Regions from separate parts of the Homo sapiens genome. Here all the other regions are linked to region 2. A link is an interaction called in ENCODE POLR2A ChIA-PET data of the cell type or tissue named here. Cell type or tissue: PC-9. All regions are shown on one strand. Links, peaks and the distances in the headings refer to the core of each region. The heading gives the core; the rest is flanking DNA. Region 1 has its middle 96 kb from the start of AGAP1. Region 2 holds the start of LOC105373949 (a long non-coding RNA gene). Region 3 has its middle 95 kb from the start of ACKR3.

The links. ChIA-PET counts read pairs that join two places held together with the same protein. Peaks named below come from ENCODE experiments on the same cell type or tissue, not always from the same donor. Only the 100,000 strongest peaks of a DNase experiment are listed, where the experiment ranks them.
Region 1: POLR2A ChIA-PET joins it to region 2 with 6 read pairs; 1 of 35 experiments calls an interaction of 5 or more read pairs at or near these places.
Region 3: POLR2A ChIA-PET joins it to region 2 with 5 read pairs; 5 of 35 experiments call an interaction of 5 or more read pairs at or near these places.

What each region holds. Positions count from the first base shown.
Region 1 is chr2:235,392,112-235,403,041 of GRCh38, forward strand. No RefSeq gene overlaps it. Among named protein-coding and RNA genes, the nearest start is that of AGAP1, 96 kb to the right of the region's middle. RefSeq lists an enhancer at 2,012-3,211. In PC-9, for the core only: no CTCF peak of the experiment used is centred there; no DNase peak of the experiment used is centred there; H3K27ac peaks cover 336 bases.
Region 2 is chr2:236,765,412-236,776,341 of GRCh38, forward strand. LOC105373949 (a long non-coding RNA gene) reads left to right here and starts at 3,741. Exons shown (of 5, transcript XR_924026.3): 1 at 3,741-3,884; 2 at 8,923-9,218. RefSeq lists enhancers at 8,486-8,986, 8,987-9,487. In PC-9, for the core only: no CTCF peak of the experiment used is centred there; a DNase peak (open chromatin) is centred at 4,720; H3K27ac peaks cover 2,430 bases.
Region 3 is chr2:236,659,352-236,670,281 of GRCh38, forward strand. No RefSeq gene overlaps it. Among named protein-coding and RNA genes, the nearest start is that of ACKR3, 95 kb to the left of the region's middle. RefSeq lists an enhancer at 1,811-2,487. In PC-9, for the core only: no CTCF peak of the experiment used is centred there; DNase peaks (open chromatin) are centred at 5,990 and 6,350; H3K27me3 peaks cover 838 bases.

The DNA of each region.
Region 1 (10,930 bases), core at 2,704-6,703, 1.4 Mb before region 2:
AATTAGCAACATCCACACTAGGAAGAGTTTTTGCAGAGCGAGGACTGCAGCAGTGATGGCGCCTGCCTCCCAGGAAGGGAATGAAATGAGGCATCTCCGCGCGCATTCCGGATCGGGCATCAGTATGTGACATCGCCAGCACGATGCTATTTCCATCTGTGTGACAGTCTAATAATACCTTCGAACAGAAACAGACAGCCATCGGCCACATAAGATACCACGATGCACTGGAGAATGTGCTGGAAGCCAGCTCTCCCTTGCCGCTGGGTGACATTCTCAGTTGTTAACCCGGCGGCCCTGGGCGGCCCTGAAGCTGGGGTTTGCTGCCTTGCTAGAGGTGCCTCGTGGCCTCCTGCCATGTGGACTTTGCTTTGCTTCCTTACCCCTGCAGCCAACGGTGTACCTCTAAGAAATGAAGACCTCCATCTGTATGAGTCCAAGTCCTCAACCAACCAGGAATCCACCCTAGGAAGAGAGGCTAAGTCCCCGAGACAAGCCTATGGCTGGAGAAAATGAACCGTTAACACTTTGAAACGCAGTACAGTGGTTTGACCATCAGCAGCAATGTCAGCTGTGACCATCGGGGTGAGAGATGGTAGCAGATTCAGAGACAAGATTAGCCCAAAATGGGAAGAATGGGATTTTCGAGAAGGTGCCTGGCAAGGCTGGTCCGCCAAAGGCTCTTCTTTTTGTTTGTTTGTTTGTTTGTTGTTATTGTTGTTGTTTGAGACGGAATCTCACACTGTGCCCGGGGATGGAGTGCAGTGGCGCGATCTCAGCTCACTGCAACCTCTGCTTCCCGGGTTCAAGCAATTCTCCTGCCTCAGACTCCTGAGTAGCTGGGATTACAGGTGCCCACCACCACACCTGGCTAATTTTTTGTATTTTTGGTAGAGACAGGGTTTCACTATGTTGGCCAGGCTGGTCTCGAACTCCTGACTACATGATCCACCTGCCTCAGCCTCCCAAAGTGCTGGGATTACAGGCATGAGCCACTATGCCCGGCTGGCTCTTCTTGTTTTAGAGATGGTGCTCATCGTGGGTACTGCAGCCTGGTTTCAAGACAGAGTTACCAGAGGAAAATAATGACAACTGATTAAAAGGGATTGGTTGTTAGTTCAAAAATAAATACAAGCATGGACATTTCTGGAATGATATACGGGTAATAGCCTACCCCTGGAAAATGACAGGAGTCCCTCAGGGGAAAAAATTGAGGTCCTGAGATAGGAAGAAGAATTTTGTCTTCATTTTATATCTCTTAGTTGTCTAAATTGTTGGCATGGGCATTATGACTTTTTTTTAATTAGAAAACACTCTTGTAAGGCACTCAACCACGCCACAGGCTCTGGTCCTCAGGTTTTCAATGAGAAAGCCGTCACCACAGAATAGTTTTCAGAAACTCTGCGATGTCTGCATGTTACACACAACCCTGGGGAAGGTGCGATGAAAGGGTTCAGTTAGAAGTGATAGAATCTCGCCTGGCGCGGTGGCTCACGCCTATAATCCCAGCACTTTGGGAGGCCGAGGCAAGCGGATCAGGAGGTCAGAAGATCAAGACCATCCTGGCTAACACGGTGAAACCCAGTCTCTACTAAAAATACAAAACATTAGCTGGGCATGGTGGTGTGTACCTGTAGTCCCAGCTACTCAGGACACTAAGGCAGGAGAATCGCTTGAACTCAGAAGGCAGAGATTGCAGTGAGCCAAGATCGCACCACTGCACTCCAGTCTGGGCCACAAAGTGAGACTCCATCTTGGGGGAAAAAAAAGAAGCTGTAGAATCCAAATAAATCAAATCAAAAGGCGATCAAACATCAAAAGAAAGGCCTCTCTCTATGTACTGACATGCTCAGTTTATAGTGGCAACCAATGACATCCAAAGAGGGCAGAAGGTCCTGCGATGGGGTCAGCTGAACAGGAGAATGGATTTTCTCTCGCAAGAGAGTACGTTATTGTGGGCAGTGCAGCTCCTGCCGGCTCTTCCTGTTCATATGAGGTTCCCCCTGGTAGGTCCCTTTCGGTTTCAAAGCCTTCCATCAGCCCCTGACATTCTTCCAAAGAGTGGAAAGACAGCAGAGGAGACCTCTGGGAAGGCTGTGCTGACATGGTTTGGCTCTGTATCCCCACCCAAACCTCATGTTGAATTTTGATCCCCAGTGTTGGAGGTGGGGCCTGGTGGGAGGTGATTGGATCAAGAGGGTGGTTTCTAACGCTTTAGCCCCATCCGTCTAGTACTGTCTCACGATAGAGTTCTCACGAGATCTGGCTGTTTGAAAGTGTGTGGCACCTCCCCCTTCTCTCTCTCTCTCTCTCTCTGGGGCTCCACCATGGTAAGACGTGCCTGCTTTCCCTTCACCTTCCGCCAGGATCGTAAGTTTCCTGAGGCTTCTCTAGAAGCAGAAGTCTGTACAGCTCGCAGAACTGTCAACCAATTAAACCTGTCTTCAAAGTAAATTACCCCATCTCACGTATGTCTTTATAGCACTGCAAGAACAGACTAATGCACGTATTGACCTCAGATTTGAGTATTGTCAGGCATTCTCTCCACTACCTTATGACTCAGAGTTGTTACTCATAAGGGTGGAATTTAAGGCTTACAAAAGCCTTGATTTGGAAATACTCTACCATGACCATTTCACCTCTGGACCACAGTCCAGATGACCTGTGCTCTAAGGTTGTTCTTGACCTTTCGTTTCATGTTCATATCGGCCTCTTTCCAACATCCAGACTCCATCCTTTTTTCCAAGCTCACAGGCCATAGCTCCTGACCTAACTGTGGAACTTAATCACATTTTCTCCCCGAGTTCAGATGCTACAACTTCTTGAACCAAAAGTTCTAGGTCACCTGTCTTTCCCCTAGCTCCAGCTAATCTTGGCCAAGAAACTTCACTGGATGTGAATTAGAAATTTTAAGTAATTCAAATGCGGAAAAAATTCTGAAAAAAACTTGCAAATGGTTGCAAAACCATGCAACCATTAGTGCATGAAAATTACTAATACTCAAAATATTATGTATGTTCATTATGAACCAAACTATTGTCTCAACCAATTTGCTTTCCATTGACCATTTTGCTTTCTCCCAAATGGCTTTCTGGCAAATTGTTTTCAACTATATCATTTACTACCCTGTCCGTGTCCCAGCCAAATCTTCACACGACTTTGTCATGTCACTCTTTTGCCCAGAACACTGCCTCCCCCACCAGTACCCCAGCTTTCCACTCCTACATCTTCCCAATCACAAAACATCCATCTACACCTGCCCTGCCTCAAGCTGGGGAAAGGCACCTGAATGCATTTCTTCCTGTGACCTATCATTCCTGCACCTCTCTTCCAGCCTTGTCATAAAAACTCTGGTTACGTCTCCTCTAAGCTTCCTGTAGCCAGTGCCCATTCTACCAGTCCTCTGTTCAACGAATAATTTAATTTCTCTCATTTTGGGGAGTATAACTTAACTCTCTCCTCTCCAGCTCTACAATTCTGAAGATAAGCATTGAGGCACCACAACACATGAGATATACCCTCATGTGCAGGAAGCCACATGCAATATCCTTCATCCTACAAAACCTTTCACAATTTGGGAGGCAGGTCCTAGAAACTGCTTTCTGAAACTACATTGAGGACAGCCCTGTAGGTCATCACCACCTAACAGAGTTTTCTTCCTCTCTGGTCTGTAATTTTTATTTAGCTTTTGGATTTCTCTCCATGAATTGAAAGCTAGAGAGTGAAAGTTGTAGAGAAAGAGAGAAAGGGAGGTAGAAAACTAGAGCACTGGAGTATCCTAGTCATAGAATTTCAGATGCATCAGCGATCTGAAACATCATTATACAAATGCACAAATTATCTTTCTTTTTTTCTTTCTTTCTTTTTTTTTTTTTTTGAGATGGAGTCTTGCTCTGTTGCCCAGGCTGGAGTGCAGTGGTGTGATCTCGGCTCACTGCAACCTCTGCCTCCCAGGTTCAAGCGATTCTTCTGCCTCAGCCTCCTGAGTAGCTGGGATTACAGGCATGCGCCACCATACCTGGCTAATTTTTGTATTTTTTAGTAGAGATGGGGTTTCACCATGTTGGTCAGGCTGGTCTCAAACTCCTGACCTCGTGATCCACCCACCTCGGCCTCCCAAAGTGCTAGGATTACAGGTATGAGTCACCACGCCTGGCCCACAAATTATCTTTCTATCAGCCTCTACTTGAAGACCTGTGAAGGGAGGAACTCATTTTCCCATTTTAACACTCCTATGCTTTGATTCCTCATGTCTCTTTCTTCTCTTTTTCACACTCAAAATGTCTGTATTTTTTTGTTGTTGTTTCAGGCTTTTCCTCCTCCTTATAACAGACACCTTTTCTTATTAACTCTAGGCTCCTTTTACACATTTTGTCTTTATTTCTACAATAAGTAGTATTAGTGAAGATTATTTTACCTGTTAGCTACAAAAACCTACTAGCTTAGACAAAAGGGAGAAGTTATTGGAAGAACACCGTGACAGTTGATGCAGTAGAAGGAGAGGTTAATGAACGCCCACATGGGACGATCAGGTTGCAAAGCAGCTGAAAGTACCAGAGCTGGGACTCCAAGTGTGTGTGTCTTTCTCATTCTCCCATCTCAGGCTCATCTCTGCTTTCCAGCCTTATTCCCTATCAGCCTAAGCTGGCTTTCCCCATGTGGCTGGAAGTATGGTGGCCAGCACCTGCCACATGTGATATCTTGGGTCTCCCATCATCAGAGACAGACTCCACCTTTACAGGTGCGGTGTGAGAAGTCCCAGGGACTTTCAGATGTGCTGAGCAGCCTGGCTTGGGTCAGGTTCTCAGACCAGATCCATCAACGTCGACCTGAGTCAATGAGTGTTAGCTCCCGGCTCTGAGTCCTCTAACCGTAGGATCTCAAGCCCACCCACACACTGGAAGGAAAGTGCTCTCACCAGGAGAGAGATGAACAGACAAAACAATACTTCCCTATGTAAGTGCACATTCTATGTAATAATAATAGCTATGACCACAGCAGGGAATATTGGCTGGCTGAGTTGGGCCAGATTCCTGGTGTAGATAATAGTGCCTGCCATTTGGATTGTTTGCACCTAGAATTATATTCGTATAGGATGATCGGCAGATAGTGGCCCTCCCCACGAAGATATTCATGTCCTAATCCCCAAAACCTGGGAATAGGTCACATTACATGGCAAGGGGAAATTACGGTTACTCATCAGCTGATCCTAAAATGGAGAGATTGTCCTGGATTATCTGGTAGCAGCCCCTGAGTGGGTCTAATGTAATCACCAGGTTCTTTAATGTGAAATAAAGTGGCCAAAGAGTCGGAGTCAAGATGTGTGATGTAAGAAACATGAATTTGGATGATTCTGGCTTTGGAGATGGAAGAGGACCACAAGGTAAGGAATGCCAGTGGCCTCTAGGAGTATGAAAAAGGCAAGAAAACAGATCAACAGATTCTCCCCTAGAGCCTCCAGATGAAAAGCAGCCCTCCCAACACCTGATCTTAGCCGTGAGATCCATTTTGGAATCTTTCTATATAAGTTCTATAATAAATTTGTGGCTGGGTGCAATGGTTCATGCCTGTAATCCTGGCACTTTGAGAGACCATCGAGGGATGGTTGCTTGAGCCCAGGAGTTTGAGACCAGCCTGGGCAACATAAGGCGACCCCATCTCTACCAAAAACAATTTTTTTTTCATTGGCCAGGTGTGGTGGTGCATGCCTGTAGTCCCGGCTACTCAGGAAGTTGAAATGGGAAGATCTCTTAGGTCCGGGAGGTCAAGGCTGCAGTAAGCTGTGATTGCAGCATCGCACTCCAGCCTGGGCAACAGAGCAAGATTTTGTCTCAAAAAAAAAAAAAAAAAAAGTAAAATAAAATAATAAATAAATAAATAAATGTGTATTGTTTTAAGCCTCTGAGTTTGTGAAAATTTATTACAGCAGCAATAGGAAACTAATACAAGCCATTCTCCCATGCCTGCGTGTTTCCAAAAACTTATGCTCTACCCCATTAATATATACAATTTTGTCAATTAAAAATATACAAAAATACCAAAAAAAGAAACTAATGTGCATAGTAGTGAGGTTATAAAGGGAAGGTTTTAGTTCGGAGAGAAGGGTCATCATAGCAGATAAATGAGGGGGAGCAGCAGTTCCTTTCTGCAGCCTTCGGCCTTTGAACTAGGTTTGGGGCCCTGTGTTAAGAGGGTTTGGGCTGGGTGCTGAAGGAACTGCTTTCATGAAAGAACACTGTGAGTCTCTGAGCAGAACAGAGCATTGAGAGGTGACATGACAAAGCATGTACAAAGCATGAACGGGGGAAAGGCCCTTCTCTTTACCTCTCTTCTGAACCAGTTCCACTCTTGACTCACAAAAAGCCATCAGCTTTAGAGACGCCTGGAGGCAGCATCCTTGGCATGCACATGTGCCCAACATGATGAAAACCACCAGCCAGGGGAGCTGTGAGGTCTTGCAGGCAGCAGTAGCCAACAAATAAGAGCCAGAGCAGAAAAGAAAAAAAAAATGAGTTGGATGCATGTACACAAAATACTGCAGACAATTACAGGAGCTGCCCATGGAGTCCTTCCATGAAGCCAGTCCAAGACCCCAGAGTAAGAAGCACTGGGACTATCCTTCCTTGCATTTTCCCATTAAACCTGCTCAGTTCAAGAGGACATGCACATAAACAAAATAAGGAAAGCTGTGGGCATGCTATGACCATCACACACTCACTCTGACTTTCTTAGCTTGTTATGACCTTGATCTCATGCTCAGCTCCTGTACTCTTAATATTTCTTTGTTTTATTTTTCTTTCTTTCTTTTTTTTTTTTTTTTTTGGAAACAGGGTCTCACTCTGTCACCCAAGCTGGAGTGCACTGGTGCAATCATGGCTCGCTACAGCCTCAAACTCCTGGGCTCATGCAATCCTCCCACCTCAGCCTCCCAAGCAGCTAGGTGATATGCTTTGGATTTGTGTCCCCACCCAAATCTCCAAACGTCCAGTTGTAATCCCCAGTGTTGAAAGTGGGGCCTGGTAGGAGGTGATTGGATCATTGGGGCAGTTTCTGATGGTTTAGCACCATCTCCTTAGTGCTGTCTCGTAATAGAATGCTCACAAGATCTGGTTGTTCAAAAGTGTGTAGCACCTCTCCCTTCTCTCTTGCTCCTGCTCCTGACATGTAAGACAGACATGCTTGCTTCCTCTTTGTCTTCTGCCATGATTGTAAGTTTCCTGAGGCCTCCCTAGCCATGCTTCCTATACAGCCTGTGGAACTGTGAGTCAATTAAACCTCTTTTCTATACAAATTAGCCAGTCTCTTTATGGCAATGCAAGAATGAACTAATACAGAAAATTGGGACCAAAAGTGAAGGCATTGCTATAAAGATACCTGACAATGTGAACGTGACTTTGAAACTGGATAACAGGAAGAGTGTGGAGGGCTCAGAAGACAGGAAGATAAGGGAAAGTTTGGAACTTCCTAGAGACTTGTTAAATTGTTGTGACCAAAGGCTGATAGTGATATGGACCATGAAGTCCAAGCTGAGGAGGTCTCAGATGAAGATGAGGAACTTATTAGGAACTGGAGCAAAAGTCACCTTTGTTATGAGTTAGCAAAGAGGTTGGAGGCATTGTGTCCCTGCCCTAGAGATCTGTGGAATTTTGAACTTGAGAGAGATGATTTAGGGTATCTGGAGGAAGAAATGTTTAAGCAGCAGAGCACTCAAGCTCAGGCTTATATGCATGAGCAAAGAGATGATCTGAAACTGGAACTTAAGTTTAAATGGGAAGCAGAATGTGAAATATTAGAAAATTTTCAGCCTGGCCATATGGTAAAAAAGAAAACCCCATTTTCTGGGGAGGAATTCAAGCTGGCTGCAGAAATTTGCAAAAGTAAAGAGTGGTCAAAGGTTAATAGCCAAGACAATGGGGAAAATGCTTGGAAGGTATTTCAGAGATCTTCACAGCAGCCCCTCCCATCACAGACCCAGAGCACTAGGAGGGAAGAATGATATCGTGGGCCAGGACCATGACCATGCTGCCCTGTGCAATCTCAGGACACTGCTCCCTGTGTTCCAGCCACTCCAGCTCCAGCCATGGCTAAAAGGGCCCCATATATGTCTCAGGCTGCTGCTCCTGAGGGCACAAGCTACAAGCCTTGGTGGCTTCCAAGTGGTGTTAAAGCCTGCAAGTGTGTAGAGGGCAAGAGTTCATGCTTGGGAGCCTCTGCCTAGATTTCAGAGAATGTATAAAAACACCTGGATTCCAAGCAGAAGTCTGCTGCAGGGGTGGAGCCCTCACGGAGAACCTCTGCTAGGGCAGTGTGAATGGAAAATGTGAGGTTGTAGCCCCCACACAGAGTCCCCACTGAGGCACTGCCTAGTGGAATTGTGAGGAGAGGGCCACCATCCTCCAGACCCCAAAATGGTAGATCCTCCTACAGCTTGCACTGTGTGCCTGGAAAAGCTGCAGACACTCAATGCCAGTCCATGAAAACTGCCCTGGGGCTGTACCCTGCAGAGCCACAGGGGCAGAGCTGCCCAAGGCCTCAGAGCCCACCCCTTGCATCAGTGTGGTCAGGATATGAGATATGGAGTTAAAGGAGATTATTTTGGAGCTTTGAAATTTAACGACTGCCCTGCTGGGTTTCAGACTTGCATGGGGCCTGTAGCCCCTTTGCTTTGGCCAATTATTTTCTTTTGGAATGGAAGTATTTACCCAATGCTTGTATACCCATTGTTTTTATTTTACAGGCTCATAGGCAAAAGGGACTTGCCTTGTCTCATATGAGACTTTGGACTGTGAACTTTTGAGTTAATGCTGAAATGAGTTAAAACTTTGGGGGACTGTTTAGAAGGGATGATTATATTTTGCAATGTGAGAAGGACATGAGATTTGGGAGGGGCCAGGGTGGAATAATATGCCTTGAGGTAGAATTGGCTCTGTGTCCCCAACCAAATGTCATGTTGAACTGTGATTCCCAGTGTTGGAGGTGGGGCCTAGTGGGAGATGATTGGATCATGGCAGTGGTTCCTTATGGTTTAGCACCATGTCCCTAGTGCTGTCTCATGATAGAATACTCACAAGTTCTGGTTGTTTGAAAGTGTGTAGCACCTCCCCCTTGCTCTCTTCATCCTGCTCCCACCATGTAAGACATGCTTGCTTCCGCTTTGTCTTCTGCCACGATTGTAAGTTTCCTGAGGCCTCCCCAGCCATGCTTCCTGTACAGCCTGTGGAACTGTGAGTCAATTAAACCTCTTTTCTTTACAAATTATCCAGTCTCAGGTAGTTATTTACAGCAATGCAAGAATGGACTAATACACTAGGACTATAGGTGTGTGCCACCACACCTGGCTAATTTTTTTATGTTTAATTTTTTTTGTAGAGACAGAGTCTCACTGTATTTCCTAGACTGTTCTCAAATTCCTGGGCTCAAGCCATCCTCCTGCCTCAGTCTCTCAGAGTGTTGGGATTACAGGTATGAGTCACCACACCTAGATTTGATATTTCAATATAGTCCGTCAACATTTATGCATAGAGTTTAAACATGTGATCCTCCCATCATTTGAATCTTGGCTTTTTCCAGTGTTGCCTTTAGGGAGAATCCCTCCCCTCTCCAATACAATTCCCTGTCCTCAGACTCTTGATTGGTGTCCTTGTCAGGCAAGCCAAGCCTTTGCAGAAAATGGGGATTTGAAGTAAAGAGTAGACTTTGACCCAGATCCTTGTCACTAACCCAATTCCCGAAGCCATTAGAAGGAATGGGAAAAAAATCACCCACATTTAAAACAGCCTACAACTTTCTCCTTCTCCAGCAGTGACTGAAATTACTTAAATGTCTAATTTTAATTTGATACATTTATCAGTACTTCTTAACTCTCATGAACTTATTCCAATCCTATTATGCAGAGATGTAGATTCAAATACATCTCTATAATTTGCAACAGTTAATCCTTTCCTGAATCCAATGCTCCAAGGCTAAACCTGGCTTTGAGATGCCAGAACCGATTAATGACAAAAAGGTAACACTTGCTGAGTGTGAATATTTCAGTTCATTTCTGCAACAGCTTTCGTTGGCCATTTTTATCAGAAGTCATCCCCCAATGATTCTCCATTTCTCTCAGACGAGGACTAGCACAGTGAAAAAAACATAATCTTTGGCACCAGACAGACTTGGGTTTCAGTCCCAGGCTTGTAATTAATAACTATAGGATCTGGGCAAACACATTACTTCTGAGCTTCTTTATCTGCCTATGGCATCATGATTGTTTAACTTTCAGGACAGTAGTGAGATTTAGAAATACGTGATGTGTCTGTGTCATGCCAAACTCCATGCCTCAGGTCTTCCACGGGGTATCTGGTCTATTTCCCACCTCCATTGGCCCTAACCCCTCTCACTGGCTTTCCAAAAGCAAAAGTAGCCTCCTTGTATGGTAACCCTGAACTTTGCCTGGATCCCTTTCAATCAAAAGGAAAGAATGTTCTCCTGCCCATTAAAGGAATGTGACATTTTCTTGCAGCCATTGATCACTGCTCAGGATTCTATTAGGAACTTGATGTTCCTTAGCAACCCCCTAGCAACAGAAGCTTACCTGCAATTGCATAAGGCTTTCCAGAAATTGTTTTCTAAAGGCACACTTATTCCTTACCAACATTTTTACCCTCAAGGAAATAATTTCTCTTTATTGCTTTTCCTGATCACAGAAGTAATACAAACTCGCTTTAGAAAATTCAAGCAATACACAAGTAAAGAAAAATAAAACTTCCTGGTCGATACTACTCTGTTCTCACCCTCGCACCCTGCCCCAAAGAAAACCTCCCAATAGATACTGTTAAACGAGGTTGGGGAGGTGGTGCTTTTGGTTGGTTTTTGGGGTTTTTTAATGGAGTTTAAGTTACTTTCATGGGCAATATGTGACAAAACTTTTTTTAGGTGTCAAAAATAG
Region 2 (10,930 bases), core at 2,923-6,922:
ACATACTCTCTAGTGGGCCTTTATTGCCAAAAAGTGACAGGCAGCTCATTGAGTGTCCAGCTTAAAGCGTCTAGAGATGTTGGCTGAGCTGGCCCTCAACGTTGGCTCTTTCTGGCTTTGGAAGTGCAGACGCTCTTGCCTGTGCCCTTTGTCTGTTTTATGGTTCCATTAAGTACATGATGGCTGATTTTATGAGCATAGCCTAAGATGACAGCACTGGGCTCTGCAAAGGCATTTCTTTAACTTCCTGAGGAGCCTTTATTCTCTGACAACCAAAGCCATTTGATCCCACCCTGCCCCCCAGCTCTGGGCTCTTAATCCCTCTTGTTTACAGTGAGTTTAATCTCTGTCATATTTCCCATTTAGCTGGACAAATCCCACCCTCCCTGGACTGAGCCATGTGACCACATCAGTTGGGTCCAGTGACAGGGGTTTTAAATGTGTCTATCTCTTGAAAGAACAAACAATCTTCAAAGCCTTAAACCCACTCCCATAAATAGTCTTTGAAGGGCATTTAAAGGCAAAACTTGATAAACAGGATCAGAGAACGGAGTGATGAGGACCACCCTAGCATAGAATAAACCAGGTTTTGAAATAAAAAATTAGTCAACTTTTCTATTCAATGTGTGTCTTATGAAAAGACTAAGACCAGTTTTATAACAGTTTTGCACTTAAAAAAGCAAGAGAAACTTGACCCATGTGGTTCACAGGTAAATATTAGGCTCACAGTACTCTGCCCCAGTGTGGGACTATCCAGACACGTGGGTGTTTGGGGCTGCCATTCAGGGACTCAGGACCATCAAGGCAGGTTAGTAAATAAACACTGCCAAGAATACTAGGCATCACTTTTGATGTTAGAAGCCCTCTGTCCATCTTAAGGCGGTATCATAGCAGCTGGGCTTCTTTTCTCCTGTGAACACTGGTAATTGGTTCATGGAACAAAGGAATATCAGAGACCTCCTTAACAACATGCTACAAAGCCCAGCAAAGAAGAGGGAGGGAAACAGAGATCGTAAACACAGCAATTACCCTTGGATGGATTAGTGACTCCTTTTGTTTCTTGGTACAAAAGCAAAACTGTTCTTACATTCGTTACTTGAATTTAACCCACCAAAATTTTTGAAAATTGTAGTAAAATACACGTAACTCAAAATTTGCCATTTTAATCATTTTTAAGTGTCCAGTTCAGTGGCATTAGCACATACATATTATTGAGCCAGCGTCACCACCATTTATCTCCAGAACATTTTCATCTTCCCATTCTGTACCCATTTCATCTTCCTCCCCACTCTGTACCTATTCTCCCTCCCCCAGCCCTTAGAACCCACCATTCGACTTTCTGTCTCTATGAATTTGACTATTTTAGGTACCTCCTGTAACAGGAATCATACATTATTTGTCCTTTTGTGACTGGCATATTTAGCAACATGGCTTTGAGATCCATCCATATTGTGGCATGTATCAAAATTTTCTTTATTTTTAAGGAAGAAAAGAATATAGACCACATTTTATTTATCTATTCATCCACTGATGGACACTTGGGTTGCTTCTGCTTATTGGCTGCTGTGAACATGGGTGTATCAATATCTGTTGGAGTTTCTGCTTTACTTCTTGTGTGCATATACCTAGGAGCGGAATTGCTGGGTCATATAGTCATCTCATTTTTAATTTTTTGGGGAATAGGCATACTGTTTTCCACACTGCACCATTTTATAATCCCACAGTAGTACAAAAGAAATGTTTTCCAGTTTCTCCACAGCCTTGCCAGCACTTGCTATTTTCTGTGTTTTTAATTGATAATAGTCATCACAATGAGTGTGCGGTGGTAATTCATTGTTGTTTTGCCTTGCATTTCTCTAATGATTAAGGGTGTTGAGCACCCTTTTGTATGCTTATTGTCCATTTGTATTTCTTCCTTGGATAAACACTCACTCAGGTCCTTTGCCTAGTTTTAAATTGAGGTTGTTTTTCTTGTTCTTGAGCCGTAGGAATTCTTCATATATTCTGGATATCAATCCCTATCAGATATATGATTTGAAAACATTCTCTCCCATTCAGTGGGCTGCTTTGTCACTCTGTTAATAGTGTCCTTTGATGCAGAAAGTTTTAAATTTTGGCAACCCACCAAGCTTTAATTGACATGTTCAGCACTCTGCTGGGTGCTGTGTACAACACAAGAAAGTTACAGGGTGGGGTTAATGAAACCGGGACCTGGATCCCTGGCCACACCAGGGAGGGGAAGCAGGGAGAGTGGTGTGAGAAATTAGGCCTCTTGGGTCAATAGAGGAAACCTGGTGCACAAATCCTGGATTATTTTTGTAATTGTGTGCTTGTGGGCTGCCTCCCTGTCTAGGCTGGGAGGCAGGACTCCCTTTGCCATCTTGAAAGCCTGGTGCCTGTCACTGGGTGCTTCTCCAGCTCTAATCAAGGAATGCACCATGGAGCACAGTGTCACATGACTAGACGACCATGGCATATGAAAGCAGTGGGCCCATGGGTCCATGACCTTGTGTCCGTGTCTGCACTGGCCATTAACCCCAGGGCCTCTTGCTGTGACGTGCCCTTGGAGGCTGTGAGATCTTCATACAGAAATTAGAAGCCCTGGAGGTCATGGGTTACACATCAAAGAATCCCTGGGTCAGGGGAAACCTGAATCACTGCATTAAGTAATTCCTTCCAGACACCCACGGCCCTTCCTGCCTTCCTCCTTTTAGACTCCAACTCTTGAGGTTGACCTATGGGCCCGTCCCATCCCAGCCTCTGGCCTGAGCCTGCTGGTGTCGGCCAACGTGAAGTTCAGCTTTGGAGTTAAACTTGCTGTCTTTGAGGTCACTGGCCCACCCAGGACTCAGCCACATTTCGGCACCAGCTCTGAGGTTTAGGGCGAATTTTCTGTCCCTCTTTCTGGCTGGTGCTCCCTGGGTGAGCTCCTAGATGATGCCAGGCTCAGGGCTGAGTGTCTTCATTTCAGAACCTCCACTCTTTCTTTGCCTCCCCAGGGGCATGGTGTCTGCTGACAATACAAAAATGCTTCCAATTCCAGATTTGCACCTTAACACAGAAACCTTTTCTCTTGGTATGGCACCGCATTGTGGAAAAATGGATTTGGCCCAAATACCTCTCTGACCCACACAGGTTTTCTCCACATTGTGGCAGGAATGAGGCACATAATCAGGAGCAGGCAGTGGTCACGTGGTGGGCTGGGAATGTCACCCAAGTGCCCCAGCTTCCCCAGGCTTCGATGATGACCTCTGTCTGCCTTAGAACCAAGTGACCAGAGTCAGGCCACTGATCAGCAGGACACAAGGCAGTGCAGTCCTCTCCCAGGGTGTCTCTCCCAGTGGAAGCCATGATGTTCTCTGCACCCAGGCAATGCAGGCTGCCTTCATCCCCCACCATCCCAGCCCTTCCTTCTGTGAGAGGCCCTGGCCTTTCTCTCTCCATGACTCCATGCTTTCTGTGCCAAATATTGGCTCTCTCAAGGCCTTATTATTCCCCTACCCCCTAGCATGAGAAATAGCTGTGGTTTTCAAAATATTTTTTTTTGTCCCAGATGAGCAGATGCCAGCAGAGCTCTAGATGGCGGGGGCAGAAGGAGGAGATTCCTGGAGAGGAAGGAGCCAAGGGGAATAGGGAGGGGCTTCCAGGAGCATCTGCAATAAGATGCTAGGTCCAGGGAGGGGCAGTGGGGTGGTTGGAGGGGAGATAAGGCTAAAAAGGGGGATCTGAAGTCTAGAATTGTCCTGTGGGTAAAGAAAAGTTCCTGCAGGAGGGACATGGGGCAGGGGGGCTTCATCAGGAAGTGCTGAGGGACAGGAAATCAGACAGAGATGGCAGCTGGGCATCCAGATGTCTGGCCCCAAGGCTCAGACAAGGGCAGCTAGGTAAGTGTTGGAGTCATCATGACTCGATGGGATCCATTCCATGGGACCATGGGTGCTATGAGAGCGGGAGGGAAAGGGTCTTACCTTCATATCTCCTATCCCAGCACAATGGCTTGGGATAAAACAAATGGCCACAATGAGATCCTGGGCCCAGGTTGGGGCACAGGATGAAGGGCAGAGTAGGACGGGCAGGGTGGAGGAAGGATCTCCAGGACCAGCGAAGGAGGTGAGCTCAAGGTGCTCACCATGGATGGTTCAAAAAGCAGTGTTCCCTGGCAGGTGGGCACTGACCTACCTGGTGCCCACTCCTAGGAGAACTGGGAGCAGACAGGGAGGCATCTAGAAACTTTAGGATGCAGTCTTCCCTCTGGTGACATTCGGGAACCAGCTCCGTGGAAGGTAATTAAAAATGGCCATCAGGTGTTTATGCTGAGCAAATCGAGGAACAGCTGGGGGGTGCCCAGCACCTTCCCCTGGGTGGGTTTATTGCAGATGCTCTCCCAGGGCAATGGGCAGGGGTGAGGTCACAAAATCGGAGATACCATCCTCCTCCCCCCACTGCTCATCTTCTGTGACTCTGGACAAATAAGAGCTAAAAAGATCCCCTTAGGTTGAAGGATACAAATTCCCTGCCCCTGAGTGTGTTGACCCTGGGGGTGGCTCAAACCTGATGAGCTGGGTCAGTGTGACAGGCTCCAAAGGCTGCATTCTCTCAGGGGAGAAGAATGTGAATGTGCTTGTTGCATCTGGTTTGGGCAAAATTCCTGTCTCTGTCTGCAGATGCCCTGCCTGGGTCGGGGTCTGAAAACCGCAGGTGGAGCAGACACTAGCTCATGGTGAGGCTGCATGCGGTGACTCAGGTCCCAGAGGAATCCAGGATAGCAGGCAAAAGTGTTCACAGCTCCGCCAGGCTCACCGTGAGGCTGCAGTGACTCAGAGCCCAGAGAGATCCAAGATGGTAGGTGGAAGCATGCTCAGCTCTGCCAGGCTCACAGTGAGGCTGCAGTGACTCAGGACTTAGAGGGATCCAAGATGGCAGTGCTCAGCTCCGCCAGGCTCACAGTGAGGCTGCAGTGATTCAGAGCCCAGAGGGATCCAAGATGGCAGGTGGAAGCGTGCTCAGCTCTGCCAGGCTCACAGTGAGGCTGCAGTGATTCAGAGCTCAGAGGGATCCAAGATGGCAGTGCTCAGCTCTGCCAGGCTCACAGTGAGGCTGCGGTGACTCAGGACTTAGAGGGATCCGAGGGACAGGTGGAAGCAGGCTCAGCTCTGCCAGGCTCACAGTGAGGCTGCAGTGACTCAGGACTTAGAGGGATCCAAGGGGCAGGTGGAAGCATGCACAGCTCTGCCAGGGTGGACCCAGGGCTGTGTGTGCTACCAGGGGTTCCGTTGGGAATTTACTAGCACCATATGGGGGTTCCTCAGAGAATTAAAGATAGAGCTACCATAGAATCTGGCAATCCTGCTACTGGATAAACACCTGAAAAAATGGAAACCTAGATCTTGAAGAGCTATCTGTGCCCCCATGGTCATTGCAGTCTCATTCCCAACAGCCAAGAGATGGAAACGGCCTAGATGCCCCTCCGTGGGTTAATGGAGAATGTGGTATATGCATACAATGGAATTTTGTTCAGTCTTAAAAAGGAAGGCATTCTGACACATGCCACAACATGGATGAACCTGGAGAAACATGGAAGAACCTGTGTGCTTGGTGGAATAAGCCACACACAGAAAGATATGCATTGCATGGAATCCTAAAATGAGGCAACCCCATAGAAGCAGAGAGTAGAATGGTGGTTGGCAGGGGCTGGGGGCTGGGGAAATAGGGAGATGTTAGTCAAGGGGTACAAAATTTCCCTTGTGCAAGCTAGGTTCTGCTGATCTAATGTGCAGCCTGGTGACCATAGGGAACAATATTGCATTGCACACTTGCAATTTGCTAAGAGAGTGAAAATTAATGTCTCAACACAAAAAGAGGCAACAATGTGAGGTGATGGGTCTGTCACCTGGCTTGAATGTGGTGATCATTTCACAATGTGTACATCTATCAAAACAACTAATTGTACAAATTAAATATGCACAATTTCTAGTTGTGAATTATTCCCCCAATAAAGCTAAAACAGTTAAAATAAGACACATTTCTTTCTTTCTTTTTTTCTTTTTTTGAGATGGAGTATTACTCTGTCACCCAGGCTGGAGTGTAGTGGTGCAATCTTGGCTCAGTGCCTCCACCTCCCGGGTTCAAGCAGTTATCCTGCCTCAGTCTCCCAAGTAGCTGGGATTACAGGCGCCCACCATCACGCCTGGCTAATTTTTTTGTAGTTTTAGTAGAGACAGGGTTTCACCATGTTAGCCAGGCTGGATTCGAACTTCTGACCTCAAGTGATCTGCCCACCTTGGCCTCCCAAAGTGTTAGGATTACAGGCATGAGCCACTGCGCCCTGTCTCTCTCTTTTTTTTTTTTTTTTAAGGATCTACTCCTTTCTTGTGAATCCACAATCCTGACAGCGTGTGCATTCCAGCTGCCACGGAGAAAGTGCTGGGTGCAGGGCCTGGGTTCAGATATAGAGTATTGGCCACCTCCAGGGTCCCCACTCCCTCAATACCCCTTTGGATGGGGCACCATGCCTGGAGGTGGGAGAGTGAGAGACAGGGAGGTGAGAGGGCTGGATAGCCCTCCTGGCTCTTGCCTTCTAGCAGGGGCAGCCACAGCCCTACCATGGCTGAGGGGAGCCAGCGCTCTCTGCTCTGGGAAGGGACTGCTTCCTGCCAGGTTCCCCTCTGAGAAGTGCACTTCCAAACCAAGTCCACAGGTGCCCCGAAAGAGACTATCCATGCAAGGGAGAAACAAGAAAGAGGATCTTTCCATTTCCGCTCCTCCCAGGTGGTGAGGATGTTCCAAGGCCAGCAGAAAATTTGTATTCCCCTCTGCAATGTCGGAAGCTCTGTGTCTTGCTATCTGCAATGATTTTGAGCTCTGTGAACAGAACATTTTCCTGCAAAGGGTGGGGAGCTCCTGACCCTCTGTACCCCTTTGCATCAAAGGGGACCGTCCCCTGATTCATGTGTGACTCGGGCCACCCAGTTCCATGTCCACAGACGGCATTCTGGTCACTTCCTTGCGTCGTTGTCTACGTGGAGTTCCTATCACTGCAACTTCCTTTATAATGAGTGAGATATCCTGGACGAAAGCATTGTGTGATCACGCTGCTGGGTGGCAGGTTTATTGATGTATTTCACCAACAGAAACCTTAGGATGGGATGCACTGGTCCAGCTGGTCATTTGGCTGGTGGTTGTGAAGATCCTGCCCCAGGGCTACCCCAGCACTTGGCCCTTTCAAGAACGGCTCGATTAGGACAGTGTTCCTGCCTCAGTCTTTGCTAAAGTGGCCGCCTCCTATGCATCTTTCATCACTCGTCTCAGGTGGCTGATTCTTCAGAAGCCTTTGTCCCTCCTGCTGACACTGCAACATATCTGTCCTCAGCACGACTTGGTGCTCAATTCAAACGTCTATGTCAGCACGCGAGTCCTGTGCTAGCTTCCTTGGACTGCTGTACTAAAATACTACAACTTGATGGCTTAAAGCAACAGACACTTGTTCTCTGCAGTTCTGCAGGCCAGAGCCCACAGTCAAGGTGTTGGCCGCACTCCCTCTGCAGACTCTAGGGGAGACTCCACTCCCTGTCTCTTCCAGCTGTGGGGGCTCCTGGCATTCCTTGGCTTGGGGCTGCACCTGCAATCTGCCTCATCTTCCTGGCCATCCCTGCTGTGTCTATGTGCTGTTATAAACTCTCTTTTAAGGATTTAGGGCCACCCTAATACAGGATGATAGGAGAAAGAAATCAGCTCAAACACCTCTCCACCGAGGGTGGCTGGGCTTCATCATCCCATCAGAAAAGAAGCAGGCACCTTTTCACCCAGTCGCCAGACCTTGTGTTTCTTTCTGGTGAGATTTGTACATGTTCTTTGAGCACATTTGGTGACACAGATCACCATCCAGAGATCCCCAGCCCTGTCCATGTCGGCACGGCTGGTCTCTTCCCTGGGATGGCTCCTGCCCTGGATCCACTCTAGTTCACGCTGTGCTTGATGCAGAAACCCACTCACGCCAGCTGTGCTGCCTCAGCATCTCCCAGGAGGAGACGGACACATCCCAGGGGCCTGCAGAAGGCAGGCCTCAGGAATGACAGGCCAGACATCGGAACACCTTTCACAGGCTCTCTCTGGACAGACTGGCGCTTGGCTTGGGAAGGGAAAAGAGGCCATCGATACCTCCTGGCCTTTTTTTTTCTTTTCTTTTCTTTTTTTGAGACAGAGTTTCACTCTTGTTGCCCAGGCTGGAGTGCAGTGGCACAATCTCGGCTCACTGCAAACCTCTGCCTCCCGGGTTCAAGCGATTCTCCTGCCTCAGCCTCCTGAATAGCTGGGATTACAGGCATGCTCCACCATACCCGGCTAATTTTTTTGTATTTTTAGTAGAGACTGGGTTTCTCCATGTTGGTCAGGCTGCCTCCTGGCCTTTTTAACTGTAAAGCTCTTAACGCTGACGAGGCTTGGGATCTCTTAGATCCAAACTGAAAAAATTCTGAGAGGTTTGCTGGCCTGGCTTGGGCCAAGTGTCCACCTCCTGGGGAACCAGCTGTGGCTGGGGGGCTGGAACCTGTCCTTCAATATCATGGGGATAAAAGGGGTGGGGAATGGGATGCTGTGGGGGCTGGGGCCTGGGGTGGACAGCACCGCGTACGCTTGCTCCTGGAGATGGCCACTTGGGCAGAGCTCCCTTCCTGGGGACAGAGAAGCCCACAGGCCATTCAATGCTAGTTAAAGTGTCAGGACTTGACAAGAGGCTTAGTATGAAGGAGAACACTTTCAGGGGACCAAGTCAGAGATAAGTCTGCAACCACAGCAATGGCCCTTTAGAAAGCATTTAAGAGGCCTGGTGCTTTTTGAGCTGCTTTGATGACGTGGCAATGGCTGGAGGGGAAAAGCAGCGGCACAGCTGCCTGCCATTGGCCTGGTCTTTTTCACTGTGCTCAGTGTTGTCATCACGAAGCCTCTCATGCAGCGCGATGTCAGGATGGGCCCATGCGCGGGTGGAAGGCATGTGGGGGCCATGTTGCCAGCTGCGGATGGACAGGCTTCTGATATCAGGCTGTGACAGCACTGTCATCTCCCAAGAATCCAGCATCCGTCTGCATGGATTGCATGCCATCCTTGAATCCACTCACTTGCCCAGCCCCTGAACCAACTGATGAATGTGGTGAAGTCTTCCCTTCGTCACCCCAGGTGCAGCCACAGCCTCTGCAGCCACCCTGGGGGAGAGACAGCTCCAGGTAAGCGCACCCGCCCCTGGTTACATGAATATCCGTGGTTGCGTTTCATAAATCTGGACTTTGGTGATGGGGGTGGTGAGGGGTGGAGTGGGGGTGATAAGGGGCAGAGGGGGGAGAATTGGTTCAAATTTATTTTTTTGCAATTTATGATGTTGTAGATCTACGTTCTATTGTATCAACAAATGAAGAAGATGGAATGTTCACTTCAACACTTTTCTTATTGTAGATGAAATATTTGCTCATGGAAATCATTTAGGAAATATAAAAACATGTAAAAAAGAAAATGAAAATCACTTGTAAAATCACAGTTAATCACTGTTAACATTCCAATGCATTTTCTCGGAGGTTTTATTCTTTATAGCATGGTTTAGAGCCATTTCTCAAAGCTGAAGGAACATATGCATCATCTGGGGATCTTGAGAAAATTCAGGCTCTGATTCAGAAGGTGCGAGTGGGGCAGGGTCTGGTGCTGATGCTCGGGTCCTGGAACCGCACGTTTGAATATGGAGGGTTAGAGCTGGGACTTGGGCTGCAAATGCCACTTTTACCAGGCAAGAGTGCTGACAGCAGATTATTTGACCTCTCTGAGCCTCAGTGTTCTCATATAAAATGGGGATAGTATCTACCTGTAGAAAGTTTGAAAAGAACAAATGAGGTAAACTAAGCTGAGTTTTGCCTGTTAACCTGGCATATAATGAGTGTTCCATACATTGTAACTACATTAAAATGAGCCAATTTTTCATCAGGACAATGAAGTTTGTGTATAGGGCTTAATATCCGGCTTACTTTCTCTTGACGTCATATAGTGAGCATTTTTCCAATATTAAAAATTCTCTGAAAACATAATTTTAATAGCTGTATTTTAACAACTCCCACTGTGCAGATAGGTCATAATTTATTTGAGCATTTAAGATGTGGAAATAGTTGCTTTTTTGTGTATTTTTAATAATCTAGTGAAATCCTGTTAACATAGTAGATATTTTATGAGAGTTACTGGTTAAAAATGTGTATTATACTTTCCTTTTCTGGAAAACGAGGGTTACAGGCATTTTTAGAAACAACAGCTGTAGCAACTTACAGACTCTCAGGCAGGGATTTTTTTTTTTTTTTTTTTTTAAGTTCTGAGGGTTTCTAACATCCTAAGGGCTCTTGACAAAAGTTAAAGAAAAACGGTTATATTACTCTTCCTCAAAGAACACTGCAACACAAAACCAACAAACAAAATCATTATACTTCTAACTACAGTGAGTAAAATTAGAGATCTTCAGACAAAGATGTTTCATGCCTTTGCTCCCAGTGATTGAGAAGATAACTATAGAGAAGAAAGTGAGCAAATGTGGGAATAATCCCTGACATTTTACAAAAGAATTGCAAACACTTTATGATCCTTTTGTACTTTAAGAGGTATTATTTTTGTCTATTTCATAGGCACTAACCCATTTCAAAGACATTTCATAGACACGTTATGGAATTTATTTGAACCTTTGGAATGATGTTCATTTGGAATCCTTCGTAGGCATTTTCCAAGGTTCCCATCTGAGTGGGCTCCTGGAAGCCTGCTGTGAACCAGGGCTGTGTGCGTGGTTATCCCCACAGTGGGAAGCCGGAGCTGGGTCCAGGCCGGGGTTGTGACCACTAAGGTGGGCTGCATGGCAAGGTATCCACCTTCGATGGAGCAGTTTTCATAAGACTAGGGGGTGCTTCGTTGGCAG
Region 3 (10,930 bases), core at 3,658-7,657, 110 kb before region 2:
GCCTCCTCTGTGACTGGCTCCTTCTCCACCTGTGCAGTAGAAAGTGGCATTTTGGAGGGCGTTAAGGAGTGAATGCCATGCTGCTCTGACTATCCACATTTTCTTTGGCAATGCTGGCTGTGCTGGTGTCTTTCTGTAGGAGATTCCCATCTGTTCCCTGCCTGGTGTAAGTCTAAGGTTGCAAGAAAGGTGAGGAGTCTGGCACCAGGTAGGCATGACCTCTCGGGCCACAGTTGGCTGGTCCCGGGCTAGTGCAATCGTGTTCCAGGACACAGAGGTCTCTGAGTTGGAATCAGGCAAGAGAGTTAAAGGATGCTCACACCCCAGCTTTGCACAGACACACTGCACGGCACACACCCAGCAGCATTAGTGGGATAAACATCTGTTTCCATAAGAGTCTGTCTTCAGTTTCACTTACAGAGCTTTTCTAACCTAATTACGTGTGTCAACTCTGTGGCTGTAATCACTGTTCTTAGGTTAACCTCTGTAAACCGTCGGAGTTAGATGGCTTTATGGGCTGTCTCAGGGAGTCTCTGGGTTACAGCAGACATGACTGATGACTGTGTGCTGTAACTGAACTATGCAGTCTGCTGGCCTTTAATATGCACATTAATGGTGACTGAGTCTTGGCACCACCTTGCTGTGTTGGCTCTTGAGTTGCCTTTTATATTAAATGACGCATGATAGCAGACCTGCCTAGCAAATTACAGAATGACCTGAGCTGCTTCCAAGTTAAGAGCGCTTGGTGAGTTTGCTTGAGAGGGAGTCCAGCAGTCAGCTCTGAAGTCATTCTTATCTCCCATTGCCCACCCCTCTCTGCCCCCCACCCCCGAGCCCTAGGTTAAGTGAAGGGATTAAAAATTGACCCAGTTTGATCAGCCATCAGGATAAAGCCATGCCCATTGTCTCCTTGAAATTCTTGGGGGGTGAATGGGCATTTTTTTCCTTTTTTCTCCACTCTTTCCAGCTGTTTTTGATCTGGCATAAGCATGAGGGTGAAACACGAGTGAGAAGGAACGGGCTTCAGGTTGATTTGGATGTTTATGTTATTTGATGTGTTATGTTAAAGATCATTTCCTAGCCTGACTAGGTTATTATTGAGTTTCTTTTATGTATATTAAGCCATTTCTCTTCCTGATGGTTAGTCCTGAATTTCCCATTTGCTCAATTTTTCTTTTTGCTCTGGAGAATTCTAGTAGAGCACACATTGTAATCCTATGACCGTAATTTCATCAAAAGTGGTAATTTTTTAAATGTTGAGGAAGCAGTGACCCTAATGTTTCAAGTCAAGCTACAAAGCTACCTTATTTTTGTTCTTACTGTCACTAAAGATACATCTAAAATTATAAAATAATTTCATGACAGTAGGTAAAGTAGAATCAGTTATTTTGGGAGACATTATCAATATTCAGCTGCAATAAAAAATTAATGGGTAAAAGCAATTCTGATGTATAATAAAGATTAACTTCATTTTATGAGGCAGGCCATTCTCTGGTTGAGAAGAATTGAAGAAAAATAAACCACCTTTCCCTCTTCTGGGAGATCAGAATCTAGCAGTGTTTGATGTAGGGTACAGTGTGTATTTTTTAGAACTCTCAGTTGAGTGCATTAGAGTTTGCTGCACTATTTTGCAGTCACCTTTTCTCTTATTTAAAGAAAAAAAAAGCAAACTAAAATATACTCAAACTCCCCTTTTGCCTTTTACAGAGCCAAAGTGTCTGGTTCTCCAGCCAAAAATGTTTTTAACCCTTTGGCATTTATGAGACAAGAGTAAATAAGGTATGTCAGAGCTCTGAGAGGGGGGTGGGTGCTACACAGGGGAGGGTGCCCTAGACTCTGGAATGCTGGAGATGACTCACACTTGCTTGCAAGAACTGTGGTTAAATCTGCAGGTATTGGGGGAGCTAGTTGACTTCACACTGGTAGTTTGACATTGGCCACAGTGGGAGTACTGACACCATGAAAATCGGCAAGTGCTATAAGTCAGGGCTCTTCCACCCCACTCACCCATGAGGTTAAGTGTCCAGCACATGGCTGCCTAGGCTAGAATGGAATACAGTGAGGAGGCAGTTACTCAGCCCTTCTCCATCACTAGGGACTCAGAGGGTAAAATGGGTCACTTCGGAGGAAATGCTTTGGAAAACAATAAGGCTTTGGAATGTAGGCCAGGGACTGCAGGGGGCTTGGTTGCTTTCTCATTAGCCTTTGCCTCTGGGATTCTCTCACTCACACTCTGGTTTTGTTGAGTTCTGGGACCAGGGACGTTTCTCTGCTCTGGGTCCTTTTTGTGTGCTCAGAATTACTCAGCATTTGGAACTGAGACAGAGACAAGAGCTCCTGGGACAACAGAAAGTCCTCAGGAGGTGTGAGTGGGGAAGCTGGTTCACACCCAGTCCCCACGCACACCCATGTGGGCCTCACAGTGAAGGTCCAGGTAGAAAAGCTTGAGGAAAGAGAACAGGGCAAGAGCTTGTTTAGAAGCAATCCTGTTAGTCCTAGCCACTGGTCTGAACATATAAAAGAAAATCAAGCCAAACAGATGTTTTCCTCAGAGGCAGCCAGTAAGGGAAGGAATTATCTCCTTGAGTTGACATCCAATGTTGGGCTCCGGGAATGAAATTTCACAATGCATTGGACGTGGATGGCATGGTCTTTCTTCCTGTGGATTTAAGAATTAGTTTCAATTTAAAATGGGATGCTTTGAAATCTCAGGTCAGACTTTCTCCTAAACTTTTAAACCAATTCACAGTTCTGGCCATATTTCAGCCAGCAATGAGGAGTCAGAAGGCTGGCTCTCAATTTTTTTTAAAAAAGATTTTGCTTCAGCCAGCCAGCCATTGATCTGAAGGGTTCTAAGCGATTCTATTTCATTTCATTTAAACATTGGCTCCTTTATTTCCTCCCTCTTCTCACCAGCTAAAATTACAGGAGACCACCATTTTCGGGTGGAAAGAACATTTTGTGAAGTTCATTTGCTAAGCTTCTGCTATGAACCCACTTGGCCAAAGAGGGAAATCCTCCAGGAATTCAGTTTCACCAACCCTTCCCTCCACCCCGGGCTGCCGCTCTTCCTGCTGCTTTCATTTTAAGGGGACTGGGCATTTTTGCAATTTTGTCTTGACCATCATCATCTTTTTATTACTCATGGGGAACTTTCAAAACACCAGCTCCTTTTTTAAAAGTAGTTTTGTGTTCTTAGTGGTTTCACAATCTGAACTGAGCTGATGATTTGAGAAAATGTGGGCAGTTCATGGAATCATGAATGGTTAGAACCTTTCAGTTGAAGGGGACCCTAATCAAACATTCTACCCCAGTGGTTCTCAGTCAGGAGGGACTCTGTTCCCCAAGGGACACTTGGCAATGTCTGGAAACATTTTTGTCACTGCGGGGAGGGGGTTGCTACTGGTATCTGGTGGGTAGAGGCCAGGGTGGCTGCTAAACATCCTACAGTGCACAGGACCACCTCGCAGAACAAATAATTCTCTGGGTGAAAAGATCCATAGAGCTAAGTTTGAGAAACTCTGATCTACCCCAAAATTGAAGCCCTTCCAGCATCAGAGTGGACAGCTCCAGGGAAAGAGCAGCTCAAGAAACTACTCATGGGAGCAGCAGCCCTAAACTGGGGTCGACCCACAACGTGATGAGTGGGTGGCGAACTGTCAGGGCGGCAAGGGACAGGAGACCCACGAAAATTCATTTGGGGAAAGGGAAGACTTGGATGCCCAGCAGTCATCTTCTATGCTTCACTGGGCATAAACATATTCATTCAGACATTAGGTTTGATCGGTATGATTCCAGAGGGCAGGTTTAGAAATGTTGGGGGGAAGCTATGGGGAGGTTGAATTTGGCTTGGTGCGGAAGCACTCATACAGTCTCACCTAGTGAAATTTCATAAGCTCCGCTGTGTTGGCTCTTGGTGAGTTCACAGTTAAGAAAATCTTGAGGTTTCATTCATGCACTTTATTTAATTCCGTCTCCAGCCTCCTGCTTAATCCTGTTCTTATGCAGTTGATTTTTTGGCACGAGTGAAGTTCACGCTGGGCTGGAGGGAGAAGTGGGGAGAGTGAGGGATGAAATTCCAGGAGCAGGCCTGTTAGACTCTTCAAGTCCACGAACGCAGCCTCCCTGGCTCTCCTCCCAGTTGGATTGGCTTTACGGTCCTGTCAGTGGGACAGGCTATCTTGGCCAAACATGTGAATCTCCCTGAATGGGAAAAAGAAAAGGCAGAACATTAACTTAAAGTTTAGGATGCATGTGGGGAATGAAGGTGTGTGGATGGCTTATAGGATATCACTTGCTCTCCCAGAAACTCTGGACTGCCCTGCAGTAAAAACACCAAACCTCCTGCGCTGGGCTGAGAAGGGGCTTGAGCGTCGCCTGGGAAAATCTTTGACAGGCTGCCCAAACCGCAGCCCTAATCACTGAGGCACGTGGCTGACATTTTAGCAAGCTCACTTGGACTCGGAGCTTTCACAGAATGGAGACAAGGGAATAATTTCACTTTGGAGGACTGCACTTCTTTCCTTTACACCTCCCACTCCATCCTTCTTGTTAGCAAATACCCTGGGTGGGCAGATGTCACAGGAGCCGGCGGGGATGCTGGTTTGCATGGCAGCATCCCGCGGCGGAATACCAATGGCACAGCTCATGCTCTTTACTGAGGGGGTGGGACTCTGGAATTTTGGCATGATTGTAGTTGTTGCTGTAATCATGTTTTACATTAACAATGTTTCTTTCATCCAGATGGATTCTTAAGCGCTCGACAAACTTTATTAAGTAATTACAACAAGTTATAGACATTTAATTTGTCTATCATTAGGCACAGTTTCTGGGTGAATCATGGGATTTTTTTTGTTTTGTTTGGCCACACACAGAAACAGGATATTGATAGGGGACAGAGTAGACCTAGGGCTGTCAACTGGGCTTGGAAGAAGCCTGTCCTTGGTCTGAATTGGAAAAGGCACTAAGGCAACAGCCTCCCGGTGCAATCGTGTGAGTGAAGATCGGTGCAATCATGCGAGTGAAGATCACGGCAAACTTGACAATGGAGAAGAGGATACAGAAGCATTTCACACATCCCTGGGTTATTATTATTATTATTATTATTTCTAAATGGTCTACAAAACCATATGGAATCTCAATTTAAATACAGGAAAAGGCCGGGCATGGTGGCTCACACCTGTAATCCCAGCACTTTGGAAGGCCAAGGTGGGCAGATCACCTGAGGTCAGGAGTTTGAGACCATCCTGGCCAACGTGGTGAACTCCCATCTCTACTAAAATACAAAAATGAGCCGGGCGTGATGGTGGGCACCTGTAATCCCAGCTACTTGGGAGGCCGAGGCAGGAGAATCGCTTGAACCTGGGAGGTGGAGGTTGTAGTGAGTGGAGATGGCACCACTGCACTCTGGCCTGGGCGACAAAAACAAAACAAAACGAAACAAAACAAAACATACAAACAAAACAACCAACCAAACAAAAAAACCAACAGGAAAAAAAGCACAGGACAGCCCATGGGTCTGGAAGGCAGAGGCTCAAGGAGTCCTAGTGCAAAAGGGGCTTCCAGGACCACTCAGGTGGGAGCCTTTCAACCTGTGCCTCCTCTGAGGGCAGCTCAGGGGTTCTACAGCAGGAGGGAGGTGATGGGTCACCAGGAGGCAGGGCTCTTGGTCCCCGACATCTCCTTCTGACTGGTTTCACATACTGCATTTTACTCAAGATTTCTGCTGAAGAAAGGGTACCACTGCTAAAGAAAAGAAAAATAAAATGTGCAAACCTGACTGGTCCAGTTCCTGATATTATATGCGATGACCAGAGAGGTTATGCAGGTAGTCTGGGGTCACATAGCTAATAATTGGCCAAATTGAAGTGGGACCACGCTCTTTGTACAGCCAGCCTGAGGTGCCACCAAAGACAGTGCCAATTTCAGCAGGAAGGAGAACTCCTTAAGGGGCTGCAGGACTGGTCTTCCCAGACAGCTGTCCAAAGAGCTGCCTTTCTCCTCTTCCTTTAGGTTAAAAGATGGCAGATGAGTCAGGGCGCAGTGACTCACACCTGAAATTCCAGCACTTTGGGAGGCCGAGGTGGGCAGATCACGAGGTCAGGAGTTCGAGACCAGTCTGGCCAACATAGTGAAAACCCGTCTCTACTAAAAAAAAAAAAATACAAAAAATTAGCTGGGCATGGTGGTGTGCACCTGTAATCCCAGCTACCCGGAAGGCTGAGGCAGGAGAATCTCATGAGCCTGGGAGGTGGAGGTTGCAGTGAACCGAGATTGCGCCATTGCATTCCAGCCTGGGCGACAGTGTGATACTCTGCCTCAAAAAAAAAAAAAAAAAAAAAAAAAAAAAGATGGCAGATGAGTCATGAGCGATATGAATGACGGGGTAGGGAGAAGTTGGTGCTTCTGTAAGATCAAAGGAGGGAGAGAAAACCAAGGATGGAATGACAGGAGCACAGACTGGAACTGCTCTGATGTGGCTTGCGTGGAAATTCAGCCACCACCCCAATGACCACGTGGCCACCATGACCACAAGACTCAACATAGCCTTGTGCAGTGATGCATCAGGCACCACCTGCGGTATCTCCCCCTTCCCACCACGCCCTCGGAAGTAGCCATTCTCATCTCCACTTTGCAGCTAAATTGGTGGAGTTTTAAAGAAGTGAATAATTTACCCAAAGACATGGCTTGAAACCTGGGGTCTCTCCACCTGCCCGCCCCACCTGCCCTGAGAATGTGGATGGCACCAGGCCTCAGCCACTGGGACTGTTCCCTACTAACCCGTGAGCTCTGTTATGGCAGCTCTCTCCTATTTATCCTCTTATTCCAAGCATCTGATGTAGTACTTGGCACATGGTGAGCACTTGATGAAGAGTCCTTTGAGTTTAATGGATTGCATCCTATTTTCCCTTCAAGACTGGCCTCAGCTGGTTGGAATCACAGTTGCACTGCGTTACCGTAATCTGTGTTTGTGTTTGCTCAGGGATGTATTTGCTAGAATGAAAATTCCTGCAGGCAGGACTTCTCCATTGTCTCATTACTCCTGGGAATATGACTGTGGTGGGCAGAATAATAGCCTCCAAAGATGTTCCCATACTAATCCCTGGGAACTGTGGATATGTTAGTTACAGGGCAGAGGGGAAGCAACATTGCAGATGAACTTGAGGTTGTTAAGCAGATGATCTTAACACAGGGAGGTCATTCTGGATTTTCCAGGTGGGCCTAATGTCATTATAAGGGTCTTTGAATATAGAAGAGGGAGGACGAAGAGTCGGTCAGGAGAGCAGATTTGGGGATGGAAGCAGAAAACAGCGTGATCTAACTGTGGGTTATGGAGATGGAAGAGGCCACAAGCACAGGAATGCAGGCAGCCTTGAGAATCTGGAAAAGGCAGGGACTGGATTCTCCCCAGAGCCTCCAGAGAGAGCAGAGTCCTGCTCACACGTTGACTTCAGCCCTGCAGACCCATGTCAGACATGCGGCCTCCAGAACTGAAAGATGGTAAATGTGGGTTGTTTTAGGCTACGTTGTGGTGATTTGTTACAGCAGCAACGGGAAACTGATCGAGGTCCTTGGTACCGTGGGTAACTCGGCTGCTAAGAATTCTCTGCATTCTCGGGAGAGCCAAGGCCAGGGTGGCTTCTACTGTCTTTTTTTGAGATAAGGTCTCGCTCCGTAGCACAGGCTGGAGTGCAGCGGCGCGATCTTGGCTCACTGCAACCTCTGCCTCCTGAGTTCAAGGGATTCTCCAGCCTCAGCCTCCCAAGTAGCTGGGACTACAGGTGAGTGCCACCACACCTGACTAATTTTTGTATTTTTTGGTAGAGATGGGGTTTTGCTATATTGCCCAGACTATTCTCGAACTCCTGGGCTCAAGTGATTGACCCATCTTGGCCTCCCAAAGTGCTGGGATTATAGCTTCTCCTGCCTTTAATGGGGTGAATTTTGCCTGTGATACCCACCTGCCCACAGGTGACTTCTCTGAGAGAACAGGTGTTAGGACGAGAGTAGTTCTGGTCACTGCCTCGGCTTACCCCAAGGATGGGCTGAGATGCAGGGAGGACCTCTCCGTTCACCTGAGCAGCCAGACAACTCGAGGTACCAAGAGGTTTGCCAAGCTGGGCACAGTCCCCTGTGTATCTTCCCTACCTTCCAACAGACTTTATGTATGTTTTTATACACAAATGGCCAAAAACCCTGTAAGAGACTGAGCTGAGGTGTCAGCACAAGTTCCTGATGGAAAGGTCCAGCATGTTTCTCTAAGTGAATACCCACTAGTTCAATCATTCATTCAACGAGCACCATTGGCCCCCGCCACAAGCCAGGCATCACGCTGGGGGCTGGGGGCTGGGGTATCAAGAGCACATCTTCATGGCACCACCCTCCAGGGGCCACAGCCTTAGCTGTCGCAGGCCAGGCAGGTCACAGGGAGGAGTGGGTGGCATGGGAGGGCTGGGGAGTGGAGGAAGATGACCCAGGCCCAGCCCCTTGGCTCCATCTGATGTTCTCCAAGCAGAGATACAAACCCAGGGCCTTTGGATCACTTTGGTTGTCAGGGGAAGCCAGATATCTGTATATCTTAAAATGTGAAAATTTAAAAAAAATTTCCAATTAAAATTAATCATAAAAATATTGGCAACTAATTGAATTTTTAAAAATAGTGAAGACAGAACATTTTTGGGAGCTGGATTCAACCTTCCAGCCACTGGTTGGGTGCCTCTGGGCTAGTGGGAACTGGTCTTGTTGAATCTGGATCAAATGGCAAAAGTAACCTGGGAGAGACGAAGGGAAGGTCACTGGAATGATTTGAGGCCACTTATCACTCAACCTTGATGGGGCTTGCAGACTGCTGTCTGCAACTACAATGTGAGGGTTAAATGTAATTACAGACAGACAGTGCTTTGTGGCTGAGAGTTCTTACTCAATGAGGAATTTCTACATTTACTGATGGAATTGTGTTGCTATACTTAGTAGAAAGAAAGAAATAACAGTTCAAGATGAAGGACATCTCTGTCTCATGCTCCATTTAAGTCTTCTCCTTAGGATATCAAGGATGAATCATTTTCTTGTAGGTTGAAGTTACAGTGGAAGTTTGGAGTGACCTGTAGGTCACGGCACACACTTGAGTAAATTTGCACACCCCGGGATGCAGGCACTGGGCTTTTCTATTGTGGTTCAGCCAGCCACACAAGTTGGTGGTGTTTAAATTCACTGTGTTCTTGGCAGAACCCAAACTCTGCCCACCTGGGGAAACTGCCCCTGTCATTCTGCTGGAGCTGGCAGCTGGAGGGGAGGTTGGAGATTTGGTGATAACTTCTCCGATATTCCATCTACGAGGAGAAGGCCAGGCAGGGAGCAGCTGCGACTGCAAATACCAGGCCACAGGGCAGCTTCTCGCTGGAGTGCAGAAGGCCTCTGGAGGGGCAGCTAGTGGTGTCCCCTGCTGCCTTCTGGGGCCTGCTGGGATTGTACCTCTAATGTCCATCTGGTCGGTGGGGCCACGCGATGAGTCCAGAGTTGTGAGCAGATGTGCATCATCTGGGAGTGGGGCATTTATTTGCCGAGGTAAGGCCCTCCAGGACCCTCTTTTCCCTGAGCCCAGTTTGAGATGGAGGCTGCTCCATCGACCTGGTTCTTGGAGTGGCTGAGAGCCCCAGCTGTCCCTCTGGGGACATGTGTCTAAGTGAGAAACACCCTCTTGTTTAGGCTGAGATGTGGGGCTAGGTTATTATACGGTATCACCTGGCATTTCCTGACACCTGGAGCCACTCCATCGCTAGCTGCTACTAACTCTCATGGGTCGGTGGTCCAGGTGATAAGGACCAAGACCTTATCATGCTCTGGAGCTCCTGACTTCTGTGCCCCAAGGGGCCTCTTTTTTATTTTTTGAGTCGGAGTCCCACTCTGTTGCCAGGCTGGAGTGCAGTGGCATGATGTTGGCTCACTGAGACCTCCACCTCCTGGGTTCAACCGATTCTCCTGCCTCAGCCTCCCAAGTAGCTGGGACTACAGGAGTGTGCCACCATGCCTGGCTAATTTTGTATTTTTAGTAGAGACGGGGTTTCACCATGTTGGCCAGGATGGTCTCGATCTCTTGACCTCGTGATCTGCATGCCTCGGCCTCCCAAAGTGCTGGGATTACAGGTGTGAGCCACCTCACCCAGCCCCCAGGGGGCCTCTTAATAAGCACATCCCAGTCCACACCCCCATCCCGTGTGGCTGCAGGAAGTTCGTTCTTCGGCCAAATTCCCCACCACACTTCTGGTCATCCCAGGGATGCCTGTTCCAAGACCATCCTGGCGGTCATGGTCACAGCAGCCAGCAGTCCCCCTGAACCTTGGCTCAGGGCCCTTGCAGACCCCCTCTGAACATCTCCAGGCTAATTTCTGCTACCTCTGAACCCAGCTTCTCCCCATCAGAGACACAACCATTTCCATTAATGACTCAAAGCCAAGCAAAGACAGAGCTTTCACATCTAACACAACCTGACTAAAGGCCAGGGCAGTGGGGAGCTTATGATGTGGGCAAGTCAGCTTAGCGAGGTCTCCCAGATCTGAGGACTCCTACTCCCAGATGTGCCTTGCTTAGGGTGGAACCTTCTGGCTCCCCTGGTACTCAGCTCACCCCTGCAGCTGTGTTTTAGGGACCTTCCCCCTCCCTCCCTGCTGGGGCTGCCATTGGCCACAGCCTCCTTGCCAGAGTCCATGACCCCCAAGTGCTTGGAAGGAGAACAGGGTTCTCCTTGTCCCCAAGGCTGGCTGCTCTCCCTGTCATGATTCTTTTCCGAGTTACGAATCTGCCTGCAACAAAGGCAGCCTTTGACTTTCTTTACTGAACACAAATAGTTTAGTTCTTGAATATCTCTAACATCCCCATCTTGGGAGAGGATTTTGGTTTTACCAAAGTTGAGTAGCAATCCGCCTTCAAAGAT